2 separate regions of the Homo sapiens genome follow, and region 1 is linked to region 2. The links are chromatin loops, found by intact Hi-C in ENCODE. Cell type or tissue: gastrocnemius medialis. All regions are shown on one strand.

Region 1 (2,500 bases), 50 kb after region 2:
TTGTGCAGCAGTTAAGGCATAAGGCTGAGAGGACGCACAGATACAGCAGAGGCTGGACACCGAGCCAGAGTGTCCTGATGTTTGGGGGTTGAGAAGAGGAGCTTCCAGTCAAAGGTGACAGAGAAGGACTGGCCAGAGAGGTAGGAGGAGAACCAGGGGTGAGTCGAAGGAAGAAGTGCTTCAAGGATCAGGAAGGAGCTGCCCATCAACTACGTCAGTGTCGCTGATGGGTGGAGGGGAGAGGCCTGAGAATGAGCCACGGGATGAACGGTGTGGGTCATGGTGTTTTTGACAAGGGCAGGGAAGGTGAAGTGGGCACAGACAGTTGATTAAGTGGGTTCAAGAGCTAACAGGACAGGAAGGGAGTCACTGAGCGTGTTTCAAGAAATTTGGCCCTCTAGGGGAGGAAAGACATCCGGTGTAAGGGGCTAGCTGGAGGGAGATAGGGTGCAAGGAGTTTTTTTGTTTGTTTGCTTTCTTATATGGGAGATGTTTCAGCATGTTTGTAGTTAATAGATATCCAGTGAAGAGGGAAGATTTGAGAATGCAGGGCTGAGCTGCCCTAAACATAACTTTCCTCCCTTTTCTTTATTGTACAGCTTAGAGCATTGATCAATGTGTTCAGTAATTGTTTGTGGTTGATGTTTCTGTGAATATCTCTGGCATTTATTTCCCCTTTAGGCAAAGTTGCATGTCCCTCAAATGTGCCCATGCGACCAGATCAGATCCATTTAATGATGAAAATGCTTTGAAAAAACAAATCCCCTGACTTTTGTCTACCAGACCCTCTCAGTTGTTCTATCACTTAGTTGTAGAGGTGTCAGCTGAATCAATAATAATAAGCTACTATTATTGAAACCTTAGGATGTGCTTTACATGAATTATCTCTGTAAAACATCACTGTGATGCAGGTACAATTGATGATCTCAATTTAATGAAGAAACAGAAGCTTCAGAGGTTAAACCATATGTCCATAGCGGGGCAGGCGGTGCATGGTAGAGCCAGGTTCCCAACCAGCCCCCGTTGACCTAACCAGGACGCCCTAGAGAACTGCCCCCAACCCAGAGGGGCTGCGGCAGACCTTGGCCACTGCAGGCAGACTTCAGTACCGAGAGACTGCATCCTCTTCCCGCCCGTCTGGGCGACCCGCTGTGCCAGGAAGCAGCTCCGCCCCCTCCCCGACCTGGCTGTGCGACACCACCCGGGCTCGGGCAGCAGGGGGCGCTCTGCTGTCACGAGAGGCGGACCCAACGCGCCGAGAGCCTGGCTCCCGGACTGCGACGACTCCCTCCCCCGCCACCCACACCCCCAGGCTCTCCCCTTCCTCATTCTGCATCAGAGTTTGCTGCTGCTGCTGCTGCTAGCAAAGCTATCTCTATGGAGATTTGTGAAAAACCTCTGCTCTGGTGAAAGGGTCGTGGGGTAGGGGCGGGGTAGAGGTGGGGGGTGGTGGCCCATGGTTTCAGGGTGTTGGTGTTAAAATAGTGGGGACCCGGTGGGGACAGCAGGCTAAGGCCCTCGGCTATGCCCTGGGTCTGGCAGGTGGTAGGTGTCTCGCTCAGCTCCTGGAACGGGTAGATCCGCTGCGGGGCAGGCACTCAAACATCGCTTTGTTTCCTAAGTTCTTTCTGAGCAAGCTTCTTTCTAAGATCCCAAGCACTAGAACCGCTGAAATACAAATTCCTAGTTGGGAAAATCAGATTCCCGTATCTGCAGGGATGCAACAAAGAAGGGCAGCAGTGTCCTGTGGCTTTGAAGTGCATGTCACATGAAACAGGGCGAGGAGGGAAGCAGGTGGCATTAATCCTTCCCCGCCCTCCTCCGCCCCTTCTGCGAGGACACCACTGGCCATTTGCTGCCCTGGTAGCGGGGGAGGCACAGCTGGCCAGGGAGGCCCCAAATCAAAAGGAAGCCATGTGGGCTGGGCGCGGTGGCTCAGGCCTGTAATCCCAGCACTTTGGGAGGCCGAGGTGGGTGGATCACGAGGTCAGGAGTTTGAGACCAACCTGGCCAACATGGTGAAACCCCGTCTCTACTAAAAATATAAAAGTTAGCAGGGCAGGGTGGTGCGTGCCTGTAATCCCAGCTACTCGGGAGACTGAGGCAGGAGAATCACTTGAATCCAGGAGGCGGAGGTTGCAGTGAGCCAAGATCACACCGCTGCACTCCAGCCTGGGCGACTCCATCTCAGAAAAAAAAAGGAAGCCATGTGGTGGGTGCCTGAGCCTGGCGCCACCACAGCTGCTGGCTGCATGTGACAGCTCCAGTCCTGACCAGAGGGCCTCAAGTCGCATGGGAAGGAGGGGGTGGGGACACAGCTGCTCCCACCCGGAGCATGGCCCTCCTTAGCCCAAGCTGGGACCCACAAGCCCAGACCCAGAAGCAGAGATGTGAGGGAGGAGGAGCCGGATGTTTCCTCTTTCCAAAAGATTCCAGAATTGGCTTGGCTGCGTGGCCCCTTGCCCCTGCTGACAGCCCCCACACTTCCTGATTAAGTCTG
Region 2 (2,500 bases):
TTTGTATCGAGAGTTCTCTGATAATGAAAGTGGTATTACAGAATAATCTGCCCCCGAAGGACTCCTGATTTTGTTAAAGTGATACCTTTCTCTGTAAATAAATGATGGCGTGCCACTTAAAAACCTTCAGCAGATTTCTTTTTTTAAACAAAGTCACTCAAGTGGGACAGTAAGATTTTCTCTGAGGCTGGCACTGGTGCCTGCCTCTGCTCCGGGGAATCCAGACGTGGCACCCGGAGTTGGGCCTCATCCATCCTCAGCTTTCATTTGTGACCAAGCCTGACTCAGAATGGGCTGGCAGTTTTCCTGAGTACATGGGAGTTAGGGCAGAGAACATGATGTGGTGCTGGTAGTCAACGCAAGCTGGCACGGCCTCAGCCAGAAGACTGGAGCTAGGAGCAAGCAAAGGTGAGTGGAGGAGGGGATGGGGAAGGCTGAGACTTCCTGGTCTCTATGTTCTGAGCTCAATTCTAGAATAGCCAAAAGGTGGGAGCCTGACTCGGGCTAAGTTAGTCATGCGTTCTGAGCCTTTGACCGTGCTGGGTGAGATGAGGGATGGCTGAGCAGGTTCAGTGAGCAACTTGGTCGAGGTCACCTTGGCTGGCAGAGGAAGGGCACCTGCCCTCCTGTGGAAAAGACGGGAAATGGCTTTCCTGTCACTCCTAGGGTAGCGCTCAATGTGGCAGGCGGGTCTCTGATTGGATGAGCCCGGCACTGAAGCAGTTTCTGTGGTGATGCTGAACCAGACAAGTGTTTATTGCTGCAGCACGAAAAAGAAAAGGTTGCTAGGGGAAGGCAGAGAAGGCAGGAAGTTAAGTGTTATGTTCCCTACAAAATGTTGCTACTGCCAGCCACCACCACCACCCTCCATCCATGCAGATTACAGACAGGGTTTTTGGGGAATACTAGCTGACAACGAAAATACATTTCAAGTATCATTTTACCCTCAATGAATGCTTTTCCTGGACTGCAACTGAAATAAATGTCAGTCACCGGACCTTCTAGCTCCTCAGTTCTTTTAATTAAAAGATAGTTCTAAGCAAGATCCAGTAGTGGTCTATTTATTATTTATCAAGCATTTTCCTTCCAGCAGTTAGTGAAAGGTCACTGGCTTCAACTGAGCTTTGTTTTTGGTGAGCAGCTTAGATGAAAAAGATATACAATCAATCTCTCCTGTTTGCTCATGGGCAGGACACTGTTTAATAGTCATTGTGGCATTTAGGATCGCAGGCCTCTGAAACATGCAGAAAAGTGCATGTGCATCCCTTGCTGCTGAACATTTCTCCAAAAGTAAACATCAGGTTGTGATTATGGTTAATAATGAGATATTGATTATTTGAAAATGTCACCGCCAGGGACTTGTCGGTTTCAGCACCACTAGATGGCGCTGGACTCTCATGCTGTTCAACTACAGTCATTTCGTTTCCTTGCCTCGGGGTACCTTGCCTTTCAAGGTTGAAGAGTGTCCTTGTAAAAATAATGTTGTGGCTGAAATTTAGGAAGCTGAGGTCCTGGGGTGCTACTGGGATGGGGTAGAGATGGGAGGGGACAGGCCACGGGACAAATGACAAAGGCCTGCCGGGGAAGCGGCACTGTTTGCACCATAATAGGAGCTGGAGAGGAAGGAGCTTACTGCGCTGAGCCCCTGGAGACTCTGCCCAGAGCAGTGTTTCCTAACCTTCTCCAGTCAATGACACATCTGCGAATTTGCTGTGGAGGACAGCGGGAGAGAGAACAGTGCAGGCAGGGAGGCAGAGCAGCGGAAAAAACCCAGGCCTTGGAGAACAGACCTGGGTTTGAAACCCTGATCTGTTGCTTTGTCTGGTGACATTAGGGGAGTTAGTGAACCGTCTGAACCTCAATTTCCTTATCTGTAAAACAAGGGTAACAACGTCTACCTCACTAAGTTGCTGTGAGGACTGAATGAGAACGTGAACAAAGTTCTTGGCGAGTACTCCGTCTTTGCTGTCAGTGCCTAGAAGGCTTTCAGCCACTGTCGATTCCCACTGGGTGGGGAGGAATTAACATGCGCTAGATTAACATTGAGAAGAAACGGTATTGTGTCCTCTTTCACCAGCCACTCGTCTAAACACAGCTTTCTCTATCCCCCACCCCCAGTAGTTACTCTGTCCTTTATCTCCTTCCAAACTTCTAGCACCAAGTAAATGAATCAAATTAAAAAACAACTACAACAACAACAACAAAGGAGGAAACTAGAGAACATCTTGGGAACTATCCGCTTTTGGAACTTATCCCATGCTGGTAGGTTTCACTGGAAAATGTGCATTTATTTAGTAACTTCTTGGATTGTGTATGCCTGTGGGCAAGCGTGTGTGTAGAAACCAACATTTTAAATGACACTCAATGACACTCATTCTGTTTCTTCTTTCCTGCTTCCTTTTTTTAAAAATAGGGACAAAGTCTCTCTCTGTCACTCAGGCTGGGGTGCAGTGGTGCAATCATAGCTCACTTCAGTCTCAACCTCCTGGGCTCAAGTGGT

Evidence for each region. A loop is a pair of places that touch in the nucleus more often than their neighbours do. Peaks named below come from ENCODE experiments on the same cell type or tissue, not always from the same donor. Only the 100,000 strongest peaks of a DNase experiment are listed, where the experiment ranks them.
Region 1: it touches region 2 in a loop (5-fold over the local background); 6 of 110 quality-filtered maps call a loop at or near these places.

The regions. Positions count from the first base shown.
Region 1 is chr17:57,782,168-57,784,667 of GRCh38, reverse strand. No RefSeq gene overlaps it. Among named protein-coding and RNA genes, the nearest start is that of CCDC182, 38 kb to the right of the region's middle. RefSeq lists a silencer at 1,108-1,287. In gastrocnemius medialis, a CTCF peak has its summit at 1,211 (motif pointing right); DNase peaks (open chromatin) are centred at 1,267 and 1,827; H3K4me3 peaks cover 597 bases.
Region 2 is chr17:57,832,404-57,834,903 of GRCh38, reverse strand. MRPS23 (mitochondrial ribosomal protein S23) reads left to right here. Exons shown (of 5, transcript NM_016070.4): 5 at 1-123. Among named protein-coding and RNA genes, the nearest start is that of MRPS23, 16 kb to the left of the region's middle. RefSeq lists enhancers at 461-961, 1,130-1,640, 1,641-2,152. In gastrocnemius medialis, CTCF peaks have their summits at 1,171 and 1,374 (motif pointing right); DNase peaks (open chromatin) are centred at 313 and 1,673; H3K4me3 peaks cover 802 bases; H3K27ac peaks cover 2,500 bases.